3 separate regions of the Homo sapiens genome follow, and regions 2 and 3 are each linked to region 1. A link is a loop called in an ENCODE intact Hi-C map of the cell type or tissue named here. Cell type or tissue: PC-9. All regions are shown on one strand. Each heading gives the region's core, and the rest is flanking DNA. Links, peaks and the distances in the headings are about the cores only.

Region 1 (5,784 bases), core at 587-5,586:
CTCTAACGATAGAGCAGAGTCCAAGGAATGACCTACAAAGAGTGAAGGGGCCAGGCAGTAGCTGATAGCTTTCGACCAAGACCATGTTCCCTGTTCTGGGTCCATGATGCTCCCTTCCCCCTGTAGAGGGCAGGTGAGGACCATGTGGATCTTTCTAGAAATACATGTGGATGTTTGCAAATGCAGAACTGACTGGTGGAAAGGGTGAACATGAACAGATGATGGAAGTCTGGCCCTCAAGGACCATATGCGTTTGGTGGATATTAGACCAATATTTGGGAAGAAGTCTTGCAGATACTTTCTCTCATTGGACATTCTACTGTCTGATCTGAGTTTGACTACTCTATGTACCTCCTATCAGTGGATTCCAGAGTGAATCAGAAAGTAGAATAGTAGTTTGCAGGAGCTGGGATCAGGGGAATAGGGTGTTGTTCCGTGGGTGTGCAGTTCCAGTTATGCAGGATGAGGAGGTTCTAGAGATCTCCTGTACAGCTTCATGCCTATAGTTCATACAGATAAAGTGCTCCTTATTCAGAAAGCTTAAAACAAAGTGTTTTGGATTTCTAATTTTTTTTATTTTGGAATATTTGCAGTACATGTACTGGTTTAGCATCCCAAATCTGAAAAATTTAAAATCCACAATGCGCCAGTGAGCACTTCTTTTTAGCATCACATCAGTGGTCAGAAGTGTTGACTTTTGAGCATTTCAGATTGTGGATTTCTGGATTTGGGATGCTCAATTTGTTATACTGTAATTTTCCCATAAAAAGTTGTCAGGAGTTTAGACCTCATGTTGTGTTCTGACTCTAGTAACAAAAAAAAAAAAAAATTTGGAGGAAACATTAAAATGTTTTCATAAGTGGAAACTTTTACTGATGGTCCAAACATCTAAGATCAATTGCTGGTAGTAGTATTTCTCTTGAGACCAAAATAAGGTTTAGGTGTGCCGTGAATTCCAGCAGGATCACATTATGCTCAAAGAAAGATGCCAAAGGTGATTGGAAATTAGCAGCTCCTTAAGTAGAGAGAGTCCCGTTAAAAGGACCGAACTGGTCAGTGCATCAATTACATAAAGGGAGGAAGGATGCCAAATTAAAAGAAGTGATGTGTGTTATGTTAGTAAATATAGAAAGAACTCCCTGCTTCTAATTTCTGTGCAGAATTAGGAAAAATGGGGAGGACTGCAAAACAGGTAGGTGAAATGCTTTCTTCATTTTCTCTTAAGCTCAGGAAACACCACTAAAATTTAAGTCTGTGTGAATCAGGAAGATTCTAAGTGAGATGCCAATGGCTCGTGTGTCTCCCCACATGCAGAACTCCAACTTATGAAAATGGCATCATCATGAGGAAATAGTTGTATGAGACACAGGCAGTAAAACCATTAGATATCACCCACCTGGCCACCTCCAACTGGTCCCCAAAAACCACCAGTATTCCCATTATGTGTATGTTACAGCCTTTGTAGTTGTCCCACAACTACAAAATTTAAAAATTGCTATTGTCAAAACAAAATATTAAATATGAAGTTGAATATGTTGTTCCACTTTTTCTTCCCCACTTTTTTTGAACTTTCCTTTTTCAGTTTTGGAAGTTTCTATTGACACATCCTCAAGCTAGGGATTCTTTCCTCAGCTGTGTGCAGTCTACCAGTAAGCATCAAAAGCATTCTTCATTTCTCTGACAGCATTTTTTTTTTCTGAGACAGAGTCTCGCTCTGTCACCCTGACTGGAGTGCAGTGGCATGATCTCAGCTCACTGCAAGCTCCGCCTTCTGGGTTCACACCATTCTCCTGCCTAGGCCTCCCAAGTAGGTGGGACTACAGGCGCCCACCACCACGCCCGGCTAATTTTTTGTATTTTTAATAGAGACAGGGTTTCACCCTGTTAGCCAGGATTGTCTCCATCTCCTGACCTTGTGCCCGCCTCGGCCTCCCAAAGTGCTGGGATTATAGGCTTGAGCCACTGAGCCCAGCCATCTCTGAGGGATTTTAATGAGTTGTTGACTTTTGAGATTGTTCAGCTTTTTACTTAGTGTTAGAACTGAGTGACAAATTCCAAGCTTGTTATATGCCTGACAGGAAGCCAGAAGTCTCTAGGAAGTGACCAGAGAATGTGAGCTCCATAGCAGGTTGAGGATGGAGTCACAAATGAAATGGGTGAAATGAGTCCATGTGCTTTGGGGACTGCAGGCCTCTCCAGCCTCTGACACCCTGGTTAGTCAGGGCAGAGATTACACAGTGACAGGAAACTAGCATGGCTGACTCCATCTGGCATCTAGTCTCAGGCTGGCTGTCCTCACTCATTCCTGGACATAGGTCAGGCTAACCTTGGGAGGAATTTATTTTATGGTTTAACTTTGAAGCAAGAATGATAATAGTTCCTCCATAAAACTAACACCCTTACTTTGCCCAGGGACTGCTTTTGTCAAACTAGTGAAAGACCATGAGATTAAGATTATAGGAGGGAACTGAATTCTGCTAAAATGTTGTCACAGTTTCTATAATCCCTGACTGCTCCGATGTCATTTGGCAAGAGTTTACAAAATTTGTAACTAATTGCTCCTATAGATAACATCACTATTGTAGAACGTGAGATTGGTCTTTTGAGATGTTTCTCATTCTTTTGCATTCTGGCAACCGGCTGACCTCATCCATACCTATGACTAATGGCTCAGTCAGTCATGTGGCCCCTACCTGGAGGCAGATTCAAGCACAAACAAATCATTTCCCTCCGGCCGCATGATTCCATCACCAAACAATCAGCAGTACTCATTTTTTAGTCCTGTGCCCCTGAAACGATCCTTGAAAATCTCTAACCCCTGATCCACTGGGGAGGCTGATTTGAGTAATAATAAACATCCGTCCTCCTGTTTGGCAGACTTGGAGTCATTAAAATCTTTCTCCGACTACAGACCACCATTTCAATAATTTTTTTTGTGTGTGTGTGCAGGAGGCCAGAAGAACTTGTCTGGCAATTATGAGTGGATGGAGGAACTGCCTATCCCTGTCCCATGTTCTTGTCCACAGGTCAGACTGACAAAGGGAAAGAGCCATGGATGGGAATACAGTGGAATATTTCTCTTAGTGACCTGGGGACATTGGCTGGAGATGAAGCCAGGCAGGAGTGGCAACTCCAGGTGATTTCTGTGCCTTTCCTATTTCCTGGGAGGTGGGCCAGGCCACAGTGTTAGTAGGAAGGGAACCGAACAGCCAGCCTAGTTAGAGGGAATGTCTGGGGAAGGCCTAGGGGTGGGGGAAGAAGCTGTGCAGGACAGGGCTTGCCAGTCAGAATGAAGTGGGAGGAAGATGAGGGACACAGAGAAGCAGAGAGAGGCAGAGACACCATGGCAGTGAGCAGTGAGGGAGACACTGACTTCAGAGACCCCAGGGCCCAGGTGCCCCCAGTTCCACAGTCCAGGACCAAGGAGCCCTGAGAACCCTCCGGTGGCCAAAGAGCTTCAGAGTTACATGAGGTGGGGTGGCTTTAGGGGCAAGAGGTAGTGGGGGGATGAAACGTGGGTGTCAGCCTCTGAAGGACAAGGGACAGGTGTGGCTAGAACCTCCTAGGATTCTGCATGCAAATTCAGTCTCTAAAGAGGTTTTGGATCATTCATTTCTTCATTCAAGTTCTTCATTCATTATGTGAGAGCTCCTGAGTGTGTGTCTCTCGCTGGGCCTGTGCTGGTGTAGGGTGTGAGTGGGGAAAGAAAACAAGGTCCTCTCCTTGATCCTCTCATGACAGTGACATGGACACTTTGGGAAACACAGGATTTCACGTTCAGTGATGGGGGTTAAGATCTGAGGGGGAGGCCTGGACATATTTTTTGCACTGACTCTGATGGTTGAGGCAGGTGATTTAGTTCTGGAATACAGACTAATCAGCTGACCATTTGCTCTCACTCCTCTGAGGTTTGGATGCCTAAGAAGAGAGGATTTGAGCCAATAAATGACTATGGGGTCCTTGGAACCCAGTAAGCCCTCACTTCTGGTGGAGGAGAGGATAGGCCTGTGGCTGCAGACAGACCTCATGTGACCCTGATCTCCCCTTTGTGTTTGTGTGACTCTGGTTCAGTGACTGCACCTTCCTGTGCCTCAGTTTTCTCTCAATCAAATAAACTAAATGGCAAATGGACTGTGGCTTTTCATGCTATCTGTGAATAAATGTTAAATGATTCACAGTCACCTGACCTAATGCTTGGCACAGTGGAGGTTTCACACAAGCAGCATTTATTATTAATTTGCTTCCATGAGAAAGCACCTTATGTCAGATCCCTGTGGACAAGCTGCTACCAGGTACATCTTCTCCCTTCTGTTTCTGCTTCTGGGGACATTAGACTTTCTATGGACTGTCCTAAGCCTCCCAAGGCAGTTGGCTGATGTCCTACAAAGCTTGTCTTTCTGTCCTCTCCACTCTGAGTGTCAGCTGAAAAAGCTCTGTCCTTGCCCAGATGAGACTCTGAGGGCTGAGCCCTGGCTGGTGAACAGCTCCAGGAGACACAGTCCTCAGACAGCTGGTAAATTCTTGGTCCCAGTAAGGCCTGCCCAAGAAGCCACAACCCAGCACTGGCACAGGCTCCTCAGCTTAACTGGAGCAAGGATTTAGGGACAGGGGTCTGGGGTTGAGGCTTCTAGGGCTGAGCTTCTCTGAGAGTATCTCAGGGGTCCCCTCAAGCCAAGCCCTACTCAGTTCTCCAGGGTCTTTCTCAGGGTCAAATTTATGAAGAGGGCATGATGTGCTTGGCTGAGACTGATCTCCTCCTGCTGAGTCCCCCCATCAGACTGTCCTTCCTCTGCAGCGAGTGTCTGCAGGGTCTGGATGCGGGAAAGGAATTCTGATCTGTTGAAATTTGTCTCCTCTGTGTGTGTCCTGCACTAAATGCCCAAACCCCAGCATGGGACATAATGCAGAGAGTGACACAGGCAGAGTCCAGGCCTGACAATCCTGTGTGTGTGAAGTAGAAATGACCCCTTCCCCCCAACACCCAGGGATCATGTGGAATCACTCACAGTATAAGGTGAAGGTGAAATGTCGAATTTCTTCTCTAGTCTCATCACCTCGCTTTATGATGTGTAAGGTGTAGGTTCCTGCATCCTTCCGGGTGACATTCTGGATCAGCAGGGATGCGTTGGAATATACTGTTTCTCTTCCACTGTATGCAGGCCCATATATAATTATTTTACCATCAACTATATACGATATAATGTAATGGTAGAGGTCCGTCATTTCCCCTTTGTACCAGAAGTAGCCAGGAAGATTCTGGGGCAAATTGTGGACAAGTAGAAGAACATCCTTCCCCTCAGAAACTTTGGGTGGCTGGGCTTCAATCGTGACTTCGGCAGTGGTGGGCGGGTTCCAGAAGTTTAAAAGTGATGCTAGGAGGGGGAGACAGCATCAGTTAATATTGAGACCTATGTATTGTGGTGAAAAGATGGGGCCCTGGGTCCTGAGAAGGTCTCTTCCATCCTCAGCCTTGAAGATACACACACGCACACATACAAACAAACACACACAAAAAACGGGCATGTGTGTTTGTGTATGTGTATGTGTGTGTGTCCTACTGTCCTACTAGGTCAAGGTCAGCAGCATGACCCCCATTCCTTCAACACTTCTGACCTTGGCATTTTTCTGTTTGGAATCCTCTTCCCCAGGGGTCCACACGGCCCCCTCCACACTGCCCTCAGGTCCTGCTCACATCAGGGCATCCTTAGACTTCTTTCCTGACACCTCCTTCAGAGACCCTGGGTCTTCCCTTTCTGACCTTTCCCTGCTCTGCTCCCTCCAGGG
Region 2 (5,784 bases), core at 258-5,257, 71 kb before region 1:
GAAGGCTCGCAATCTTGTCTTCTGGTCACTTCTCACTATGTCTCCCCAGCTCCTATCTATTTATGACCTGGCTTTTCCTAGGTTATAATCATAGAGCGAGGATTATTATAATATTGGAATAAAGAGTAATTGCTACCAACTAATGATTAATGATATTCCTATATAATCATATCTAAGATCTATATCTGGTATAACTATTCTCCTTTTATATTTTATTATACTGGAAAAGCTCGTGCCCTCGGTCTCTTGCCTCGGCACCTGGGTGGCTTGCCGCCCACAAGTGGGCATCTCCGTTGGACACAGTAGGTTTTGAAATCCTTGTTTATTCTCTGGGGTCTGGGTCTTGGCTTACCTGTTAGCTGCAGCTGAAAGAGGTGTCTGCTAAGTCAATGACACCTGTGGGGAGAAGAAGGATTCAGCAGAGTGAAAGTAGCTGGGACTCAGAGAAGCCAGGAAAGTCTGACTCTTAGAAACTGTGGGTCAGCAGATGGGTGTCCTCAGGGATAAATGGGCCATGCCGGTAGCCACTGCAGTGAACTGGAAGAAGGTAAGGGATGCTGGGTATCCCATGTTCTCTCTCAGCTCTGCAGCTGAAGATTTGGGCCCTGGGCTAGTACAGCCCTGCAGCAGGGGAAGGGTATACAGGAATGGCTGCATATCAGGACCAAGTCCATGTCATCTTCTTAGGCATTGTTACTGCAGATGGAGGATTCTGTTCAGAGACCTGGCCTGGACACATGGGAGGGCCCACCCCATTCTTTTAAAATTATTTTAAGAGAACAGTATTAGCAAATGTGGTACATGTTTTATTCTGCTAGAATCAGTATTACTGTCACGTTTTACACTGTATCTCTTAGGAAATGGTGAGAGCCATCCACACAATGTGCATTTAAAGGAGACTCTACTATAATTTCAGCTTTCCTACTCTTTATAGAAACCATCTTCTCTGCAAACACACAGGCAATATCTCTGTGTTCATTTCTATTGGGAGCCCTGTATGCAAGATGGAGAGAGCCACATTTCCCCTGAGATGTTACGTAAAAGTTTGAGGTTGAGATGACATATCTGACACTCTGTTGTTACCCTCAGAAGCTACTACATGTGAAATTCTAATGACTGCATTATCCTGCCAAGTGAAAGAGGCAGGCATGAGCAAGGACGGTTAAGAGGGGTGGGAGCCTTATCATGATGGGGAGTCTTGTTCTGACATCTTTGGAAAAACTGTCCACAGTGTGAAGTCATCAACTTGTTATCCTGGTTTACAGTTTGAGTAGCTGTTGTTATGGTGTCGAACATTTTGGTGAGTTCTGAGTGGCTCACATGTCAGGTACAAGGGTTTTCCCATGAAATTTACATCGAGTTGTCCACCTCCAGCTTATAGGGCTTCTGGAACAGAGTGGGTCTTGCTCTTCGTGATTCCATGGGAGAAAATGGAATTGGAGGAACTAGTAGAATTCAGGGTAATATCCAGTCTACAGGTGGATAATAAAAACACAGAAACAATGAACAGAGCTGCAATCTCATAACCGGTGTACTACAGTTTTTATTTTCCACATAATTTTTCTCTCTATGGGCATCTCTAGTTTTACCAATGATAATTTCAGTAGAATAAGTTTGTTTGCAAAATAGGTTGAGTTTCTTCAAACGTGGTCTGATTCTTTACATAAGTGCAGCAAGAGTAGCAATAGACCATGTAGGCGCTCTTTTAGAATTTTATTTGCTCTAAGTTTTTATAAGGACTCTCAGATTAAACTTTTACAAAACCCTTGAGAATAGGAAGCCAAACCAAGGCTGACTTCAGACTTTGCCTGCAGTTCATATTGGTTCATTCTATCTATATTCTTGAATATAACATCCCAGTCAAAGCCTTGGTAATATAACCAATGATTTGAAATGTGTCCTGTTACAAAGAGAGCAGATTGTTACTGTACTTGTGCAAATATGTGTATTACCATAAACATATCAATACTCATGAATAGTTGCCCAATTCTGGGGCAGTCAGGTAGAGAGCAAAAGTAAATGTTTCAATTACGGTTCCCAGAAGTATAGTTTATTGAACTGCTACAAGCTATAGATAGATTAAAAGAAAAAAATTCCATAAATCTAGAAAACAAACCATTTAAAGAATCAGCAAATTTTCAAATAAAAATCATAAAAATATTATCCTCAATATTGTCAATTATTTCAATGAAATCAATGTTTCTCCTGCTTGGTCTAGGCTGGGAATTTTAAGAAGATATCAGCCTGTTTGTTAAAGTTTTGGAAGTTCTTAGACAAATTGGGAGTGTTCAGGAGTAGAATTTGGGATTTGCTTGTGCCCATGGGACACAGGCTGGGAATAAAAATGTTTTCCTCACTCTTCCCTGAATGCCAGATAGACTCCACCTAAATCCCTATTGCCAAGGATGCTGGGATCCACTTACCAGAGACTTTGACTGTGATGGATTTGGAGCTTTCCTTGCCAGTGGCTGAGTTACGAACAGAGCAAGCATAGAGCCCACTATGCTTTGTAGTTATTTGGGGGATAGAGAGCTTTTGTCCTGATAGCTGAAACTTCCCATTAATTGTCCAAGAATATTGTGCCCGTGGGTTAGACTCGGCGAAGCAGGACAAGTAGAGGTTTTCTCCTGAACGGTAATAGGTGAATGAAGGGTAAATGCTGGGGAGGTCTGGACCATCTGGCGCAAAGAGAATAAAGCCATAGGTGATGTCATCCGAGGGAAGGGGATGTTCCTGGTCTCTTAAAGGGACACAGTTACCCTCTAAGCCAAGACACACCTTCAAGTCCCAGCCAAACTCCCTCTATGTTCACTGAGCCGAAGCCTGAGGTATTCACCTGTTTCTCCCATCACAAGTTTTAGGCCCCAAGTCTCCCATGACAAGAGCGTCCCCTCCCCTTATATTCTTGGTTAAGGCTGTGCCTACCTAGGTTTTCCCAGGGCAGGGAGTCATGGCCACCTCGGATGTCCAGAAGTAAAGGTGTCTATACTTGGACTGGAGAGAGACTGAGAGACCTGGCCTCTGGTGGTTTGGATTTAAGCTGGTGTCCTGGCCCACAGAGGAACAAAAGATACTCACAGAGGACATTCAGGGTGACTGGGTCACTGCGGATGCCACCATATCGGTCCCGTATTTCACATTGATAAGGTCCTGTTTCATTTCTCGTGACATTGGGTAGAATGAGGATCCTGTTTTCAATGGGTCGCTTTACCCTGGGACTGACAGGGAGGCTCTGACCATTTAGCCACCAAATGTAGGTGTAGTTCTTACTCTTAGGTTCACAGGTGAAGGTTAAGACATCCTTATTCTCTCTGGGGTTTAAGTTGTTGATTGTGATGTAGGGCTTGGACAGCTTTGCTGTGTGGATAACAGAGAGAAGATTGTCCTGTGTGGCACCTTTGATTCCTCCACAGGCATACTTCAATCAGAGTTGGCATCTCCCACCTCTCAGCCCACCCGAGTCCTTGAAAGCCAATAGCTGGTGCTTCTGTCACAAGATAGATGCATGATGATCTAAGGGCTCAAAGACTGTGAGGCCACCTGCTCTGTTTTAGGGAGGCACAGACTTTCTCAAGTGTCAATTGAGCAGCAGTGTTGGGTCATGGACAGACATATCAGTGGGAGTCACAGCCCCTTGTACCCCTCCCAGTCCCTCCCTAATCAGTTAACTTGCTGGCTCACCTTGGGTTCCTTACCTGGAATGTGCAACTACTGGGCCCCTTCCAAATTCCATCCTCCTTTGCCCCCCTAGATGAGATTTCTCTGCAGCTTCCATTTCAAGGACATTCTAGAGATGAGTAATAATGGGACTTCCCATTGTCCTGAAACCCTGAAGATACTGAGCAGTCTGGCCTGGGACTGGATGTTTCAGCAGAAATAACACAGGAGAGACCAGAGTCAAGCCTGGAGGTCAGTTCAGTCATCAGCCAGTGGAGGCAGAAAGTGGGGCAGTGTTTTGCAGGTGTTTCATGATGACTTACTTGAACCAGTGACCTCTAAAGATAGAGCAGAGTGCAAGGAATGATCTAGAAGGAGTCAAGGGGACAGGCAAGAGCTGGTGGCTTTGGAGCAGAACCATGTTCCCTGTCCTGGGTTCTTTAAGTTTCCTCTCCTTCTGCAGAGGGCAGGTGAGGACCATGTGGATCTTTCCAGAAATACATATGGACATTTGCAAAAGCAGAACTGACTGGTGGAAAGTGTGGGAATGAACTGCTGGAAATCTGGTCCTCATGGACCATGTGTGTTTGATGGATATGAGACAAATTTGGAGAGAAGTTTTGCAAATATTTTCTTTCATTGGACATTCTACTCTCTGATTCCCTGGGTTCGACTACTCTAGGGACCTCATGTAAGTGGATTCCAGAGTGAATATGAGAAGAGACTGCTGTTTGCCAGGAGCTGGGAGTGGGGAGAATCAGAAGTTGTTCATGGGTGTGCAGTTTCAGTTATGCAAGGTGGGGAGGTTCTGGAGATCTGCTGTAGAGCTTGATGCCTATAATTCACACAGATTGAGTATTATGCATAAGACTTAGAACAAAAAGTGTTTTGGATTTCTGACATTTTTTTATTCTGAAATATTTGTCATATGCTTACTGGTTTAGCATCCCAAATCTGAAAGATTCAAAATCTAAAATGCTTCAGTGAGCATTTCTTTTCAGCATCAGATTAGTAGGCAAAAGTGGGAGGTGATAAGCCAAAGATATTCTTGCCCTTTTTTTTTCTCTCACCACGTTTCTAGCTTGATGATTAGTTTTTGGTCAATTCCATACTGGCCATGCTGCACTCATATATTTTTTAAAGCTTTGGGATGTGAGAAAGGCTGATTGCTATTTTCTGTCGTCAGAACTTTCCACGTTTTCATGGTTGCCTCTTTTTCTCAGTGTTTCTGTTGTGGCAGTCATTAATAAGAGCCTGTCAGGTCAGATTTAGGACAGAGTTTTATAATTCTGCAAAAAAATGTTACTGGGATTCTGGTAGGGGTTGCATTGAATCTGCAACTAACTTTGGGTAGTATTGTCTTTCTAACAATATTGATTCTTCCAATCCATGAAAATGAAATGTCTTTCCATATATTGATATCGTCTTTAATTTCTTTCAGCAATGTTTTGTAGTTTTCAGGATATAATCATTTGACCTTTTTGATTAAACTTACTCCAAAATATTTTATTCCTTTTGATGTTAATGTGAATTGAAATTATTTCCTTAATTTCCTTTCAGATTGTTCATTGTTAGTGTATAGTCTAAAGAATGACCTAGAAAGAGTGAAGGGGACAGGCAAAAGCTGGTGGTTTTGGAGCAGAAACATATTCCCTGTGCTGGGTTTTTGATTTTCCCTCTCCCTTTGCAGAGGGCAGGTGGCTTTTCCCTGATAGCTAGATAGACTTCACTGGAAAACATATTGCCAATGCTCCAGGGATCCACTTACCAGGCACTATGATCCTCTTGATTATGAGATTTGTTCCATCAGTGGCTGAGTTATGGATGAAACAGACCTAAACCCCTCTATATGTTTTAGTGATTTGGGGGATAAAGCACACTTGTGCTGATTGCTGGAACTTCCCATCAATCAGCCAAGAATGCTCTGCCAGTGGGTGAGAGTCTGTGAGGCAGGAGAGATTGGGGAATTCCCCTGTATGGTAATAGGTGTATGAGGAAGAAATGGTGGGGGCATCCAGGCCATCTGGAGCAAAGAGAATAAAGTCACAGGTGACATTGTCAGAGGGAAGGGAAAATCCTGGTCTGTGGAAGGGCCACAGTGACCCTGTGAGCCAAGTCGCAACACTG
Region 3 (5,784 bases), core at 258-5,257, 84 kb before region 1:
GCATTTCCCACCTGTCAGCCCACCCAAGTCCTTAAAAGCCCATGGCAGGTGTGTGTGTTACAAGACAGATGCATGGCAATCTGAGAGCTCAGAGATTGTGAGGCTGCCTGCTTTATGTGGGAGAAGTACAGGCTTTCTCAAGTGTGAATTGAGCAGCAGCATTGGGTCATGGAAAGACACAGGACCAGCAGTCACAGACCCGATGCCTCTCTGAGTTCCTCCGACTAAAACTGCCTGCCTGACCCACCTTGTGGTCCTCACTTGGAGTATGCAGTGCTGGAATCTTCTTAGTTTCAGTCTTACTTTGTCCCCCGAGGTATGTTTTCTCTGCAGCTTCCCTTGCCAAGGACATCCTAGAGATGGATGATGGAACTTCCCATTGTCCTTAAACCCTTTGGGTACTGGAAAGCCTGGCCTGGGACTGGGTACTTCAGCATAAATAACACAGGGGAGACCAGAGTCAAGCCTGGAGGTCAGTTCAGTCATCAGGCAGTGGAGCCACAAGGTGGCGCAGTTTTCCCAGGTGTCTCATAGTGACTGACTTGAGCCAGTGACTTCTAAAGATAGAGCAGAGTCCAAGGAATGACCTACAAAGAGTGAAGGGGACAGGCAAGAGCTGATAGCTTTGGACCAAGACCATTGTTCCCTGTTCTGGGTCCATGATGCTTCCTTCCCCTTGTAGAGGGCAGGTGAGGACCATGTGGATCTTCTAGAAATACATGTGGATGTTTGCAAATGCAGCACTGACTGTTGGAAAGGGTAATCATGAACTGATGATGGAAGTCTGGCCCTCATGGACCATATGTGTTTGGTGGATATTAGACCAATATTTGGGAAGAAGTCTTGCAGATACTTTCTCTCATTAGACATTCTACTCTCTGATTCTGAGTTTGACTACTCTATGTACCTCATATCAGTGGATTCCAGAGTGAATCAGAGAGTAGAATAGTAGTTTGCAGGAGCTGGGATCAGGGGAATAGGGTGTTGTTCCATGGGTGTGCGGTTTCAGTTATGCAGGATGAGGAGGTTCTAGAGATCTCCTGTGCAGCCTCGTGCCTATACTTCATGCAGATACAGTGCTCCTTATGCAGAAAGCTTAAAACAAAGTGTTTTGGATTTCTAATTTTTTTAATTTTGGAATATTTGCAGTACATGTACTGGTTTAGCATCCCAAATCTGAAAAATTTAAAATCCACAATGCGCCAGTGAGCACTTCTTTTTAACATCACATCAGTGGTCAGAAGGGTTGAGTTTTGGAGCATTTCAGATTGTGGATTTCTGGATTTCCGATGCTCAATTCGTAATACTGTAATTTTCCCATAAAAAGTTGTCAGGAGTTTAGACCTCATGTTATGTTCTGACTCTAGTAACAAAAAAAATTTGGAGGAAACATTAAAATGTTTTCATAAGTGGAAATTTTTACTGATGATCCAAACATCTAAGATCAATTGCTGGTAGTAGTATTTCTCTTGAGACCAAAATAAGGTTTAGGTGTGCCGTGAATTCCAGCAGGATCACATTATGCTCAAAGAAAGACGCCAAAGGTGATTTGAAATTAGCAGCTCCTTAAGTAGAGAGTCCCGTTAAAAGGACAGAACTGGTCAGTGCGTCAATTACATAAAGGGAGGAAGGATGCCAAATTAAAAGAAGTGATGTGTGTTATGTTAGTAAATATAGAAAGAACTCCCTGCTTCTAATTTCTGTGCAGAGTTAGGAAAAATGGGGAGGACCCCAAAACAGGTATGTGAAATGCTTTCTTCATTTTCTCTTAAGCTCACGAAACACCACTAAAGTTTAAGTTTGTGTGAATTAGGAAGAATCTAAGTGAGATGCCAATGGCTCGTGTGTCTCCCCACACGTAGAACTCCAACTTATGAAAATGGCATCATCATGAGGAAACAGTTTTATGTGGCACAGGCAGTAAAACCATTAGATAGCACACACCTGGCCACCTCCAACTGGTCCCCAAAACCACCAATATTCACATTACGTGTATCTGACAGCCTTTGCAGTTGTCCACAACTACAAAATTTAAAAATTGCTATTGCCAAAACAAAATATTAAATGTGAAGTTGAATGTGTTGTTCCACTTTTTTTCCCCCACTCTTATTGAACTTTCCTTTTTCAGTTTTGGAAGTTTCTATTGACACATCCTCAAGCCAGAGATTCTTTCCCCAGCTGTGTGCAGTCTACCAGTAAGCATCAAAAGCATTCTTCATTTCTCTAACAGCATTTTTTTTTCTGAGACAGAGTCTCTCTCTTTCACCCAGGCTGGAGTGCAGTGGCATGATCTCAGCTCACTGCAAGCTCCACCTCCTGGGCTCACGGCATTCTCCTGGCTCAGCCTACCAAGTAGCTGGGACTACAGGCATCCGCCACCACGCCCAGCTAATTTTTTGTATTTTTAGTAGAGACGGAGTTTCAACATGTTAGCCAGGATGGTCTCCATCTTCTGACCTTGTGCCCGCCTCGGCCTCCCAAAGTCCTGGGATTATAGGCATGAGCCACTGTGCCCAGCCATCTCTGAGGGATTTTAATGAGTTGTTGACTTTTGAGTTTGTTCAACTTTTTACTTACTGTTAGAACCGAGTGACAAATTTCAAGCTTGTTATATGCCTGACAGGAAGCCAGAAGTCTCTAAGAAGTGACAGGAGAATGTGAGCTCCATAGTAGTTTGAGGATGGAGTCACGAGTGAAACAGTTGAAATGAGTCCATGGGCATTGGGGACTGCAGGCCTGTCCAGCCTCTGACACCCTGGTGAGTCAGTCCATACATTACAACAGTGACAGCAAAGTAGCATGTCTGACTCCATCTGGCATCTAGTCTCTGGCTGGCTATCCTCACTCATTCCTGGGCATAGGCCAGGCTAACCTTGGGAGGAATTTAATTTATGGTTTGACTTTGAAGCAAGAATCACAAAACTTCCTCCATGAAACTAACAACCTTACTTTGCCCAGGGATGGCCTTTGTCAAACTAGTGAAAGACCATGAGATTAAGATTATAGGAGGGAACTGAATTCTGCTAAAATGTTGGCACAGTTTCTATAATTCCTGACTGCTGCAATGTTGTTTGGCCAGAGTTTACAAAATTTGTAACTAATTGCTCCTATAGATAACATCACTATTGTAGAACATGAGATTGGTCTTTTGAGATGTTTCTCATTCTTTTGCATTCTGGCAACCGGCTGACCTCATTCATACCTATGACTAATGGCTCAGCCAGTCATGTGGTCCCTACCTGGAGGCAGATTCGAGCACAAACAGATCATTTCCCTCTGCCCACATGATTCCATCACCAAATAATCAGCAGTACTCATTTTTTAGTCCTGTGCCCCTGAAACTATCCTTGAAAATCTCTAACCCCTGATCCACTGGGGAGGCTGATTTGAGTAATAATAAACCTCTGTCCTCCTGTTTGGCAGACTTGGAGTCGTTAAAATCTTTCTTGACTAGAAACCAACATTTCAATAATTTTTTTTTTTTTTTTTTGTGCAGGAGGCCAGAAGATCTTGCCTGGCAATTATGAATGGATGGAGGAACTGCCTATCCCTGTCCCATTGTCTTGTCCACAGGTCAGCCTCACAAAGGGAAAGAGCCCTGGATGGGAATACAGTGGAAGCTCATTCTCTTAGTGACCTGGGAACATTGGCTCGAGATGAAGCCTGGCAGGAGTGGCAACTCCAGGTGATTTCTGCACCTTTCCTATTTCCTGGGAGGTGGGCCAGGCCACAGTGTTAGCGGGAAGGGAACAGAACAGCCAGCCTAGTTAGAGGGAGTGTCTGGGGAAGGCCTAGGGGTGGGGGAAGAAGCTGTGCAGGACAGGGCTTGCCAGTCAGAATGAAGTGGGAGGAAGATGAGGGACACAGAGAAGCAGAGGCAGAGACACCATGGCAGTGAGCAGTGAGGGAGACACTGACTTCAGAGACCCCAGGGACCAGCTGCCCCCAGTTCCACAGTCCAGGACAAAGGAGCCCTGAGAATCCTCTGGTGGCCAAAGAGCTTCAGAGTTGCATGAGGTGGGGTGGCTTTAGGGGCAAGAGGTAGTGGGGGGATGAAACATGGATGTCAGCCTCTGAAGGACAAGGGACAGGTGTGGCTAGAACCTCCTAGGATTCTGCATCCAACATCCAGTCTCTAAAGAGGTTTTGGATCATTCATTTCTTCATTCCATTCCTTCATTTGTTATGTGAGAGCTCCTGAGTGTGTGTCTCTCGCTGGGCCTGTGCTGGAGCAGGGTCTGAGTGGGGAAAGAAAACAAAGTCCTCTCCTTGATCCTTTCATGACAGTGACATGGGCACTTTGGGAAACACAGGATTTCAGGTTCAGTGATGGGGGTTAAGATCTGAGGGGGAGGCCTGGACATATTTTTTGCACTGACTCTGACGGTTGAGGCAGTTGATTTAGTTCTGGAGTGCAGACTAATCAGCTGACCATTTGCTCTCACTCCTCTGAGGTTTAGAAGCCTAAGAAGAGAGGATTTGAGCCAATAAATGACTATGGGGTCCTTGGAACCCAGTAAGCCCTCACTTCTGGTGGAGAAGATGGGCCTGTGGCTGCAGACAGACCTCATGTGACCCTGATCTCCCCCTTTGGGTTTGTGTGACTCTGGTTCAGTGACTGTGCCTTCCTGTGCCTCAGTTTTCTCTCAATCAAATAAGCTAAGTGGCAAATGGACTGTGGATTTTCATGCTACTGTGAATAAATGTTAAATGATTCAGTCACCTGACCTAATGCTTGGCACAGTGGAGGTTTCACACAAACAGCATTTATTATTAATTTGCTTCCATGAGAAAGCACCTTTACGTCAGATCCCTGTGGACAAGCTGCTACCAGGTACATCTTCTCCCTTCTGTTTATGCTTCTGGGGACATTAGACTTTCTATGGACTGTCCTAAGCCTCCTAAAGCAGTTGGCTGATGTCCTACAAAGCTTGTCTTTCTGTCCTCTCCACTCTGAGTGTCAGGTGAAGAAAGCTCTGTCTTTGCCCAGATGAGGCTCTGAGGGCTGAGCCCTGGCTGGTGAGCAGCTCCAGGAGACACAGTCCTCAGACAGCTGGTAAATTCTTGGTCCCAGTAAGGCCTGCCCAATAAGCCACAACCCAGCACTGGCACAGGCTCCTCAGCTTAACTGGAGCAAGGATTTAGGGACAGAGGTCTGGGGTTGAGGCTTCTAGGGCTGAGCTTCTCTGAGGGTCTCAGGGGGCCCCTCAGGCCAAAGCCCTACTCAGTTCTCCAGGGTCTTTCTCAGGGTCAAATTTATGAAGAGGGCATGAGGTGCTTGGCTGAGACTGATCTCCTCCTGCTGAGTCCCCCCATCAGACTGTCCTTCCTCTGCAGCGAGTGTCTGCAGGGTCTGGATGCGGGAAAGGAATTCTGATCTGTTGAAATTTGTCTCCTCTGTGTGTGTCCTGCACTAAATGCCCAAACCGCAGCATGGGACATAATGCAGAGAGGGACACAGGCACAGTGCAGGCCTGACAATCCTGTGTGTGTGAAGTAGAAATGACCCCTGTCCCCCAACACCCAGGGATCATGTGGAATCACTCACGGTATAAGTTGAAGGTGAAATATCCAGTTACTCCTCTAGTCCTATCACCTCGCTTTATGATGTGTAAGGTGTAGGATCCTGCGTCTTCCCGGGTGACATTCTGGATCAGCAGGGATGCATTGGAATATACTGTTTCTCGTCCAGTGTATGCAGGCCCATATATATTTATTTGACCGTCTACTACATATGATGTAATGTAATGGTAGAGGTCCATCAGTTGTCCTTTGTACCAGATG

What was found. Hi-C counts contacts between places; a loop is a spot of excess contacts. Peaks named below come from ENCODE experiments on the same cell type or tissue, not always from the same donor. Only the 100,000 strongest peaks of a DNase experiment are listed, where the experiment ranks them.
Region 2: it touches region 1 in a loop (10-fold over the local background); 10 of 110 quality-filtered maps call a loop at or near these places.
Region 3: it touches region 1 in a loop (10-fold over the local background); 9 of 110 quality-filtered maps call a loop at or near these places.

The regions. Positions count from the first base shown.
Region 1 is chr19:43,262,778-43,268,561 of GRCh38, forward strand. It overlaps PSG9 (pregnancy specific beta-1-glycoprotein 9), which reads right to left. Exons shown (of 6, transcript NM_002784.5): 2 at 5,007-5,372. Among named protein-coding and RNA genes, the nearest start is that of PSG9, 3.9 kb to the right of the region's middle. In PC-9, for the core only: no CTCF peak of the experiment used is centred there; DNase peaks (open chromatin) are centred at 2,324 and 2,724; H3K4me3 peaks cover 988 bases; H3K27ac peaks cover 4,445 bases.
Region 2 is chr19:43,191,917-43,197,700 of GRCh38, forward strand. It overlaps PSG4 (pregnancy specific beta-1-glycoprotein 4), which reads right to left. Exons shown (of 6, transcript NM_002780.5): 4 at 3,079-3,357; 5 at 2,424-2,678; 6 at 786-1,472. The coding sequence ends at 1,456. Among named protein-coding and RNA genes, the nearest start is that of PSG5, 8.3 kb to the left of the region's middle. In PC-9, for the core only: no CTCF peak of the experiment used is centred there; no DNase peak of the experiment used is centred there.
Region 3 is chr19:43,179,234-43,185,017 of GRCh38, forward strand. PSG5 (pregnancy specific beta-1-glycoprotein 5) reads right to left here. Exons shown (of 6, transcript NM_002781.4): 2 at 5,549-5,784. Among named protein-coding and RNA genes, the nearest start is that of PSG5, 4.4 kb to the right of the region's middle. In PC-9, for the core only: a CTCF peak has its summit at 541 (motif pointing right); DNase peaks (open chromatin) are centred at 2,258, 2,788 and 3,178; H3K27ac peaks cover 3,818 bases.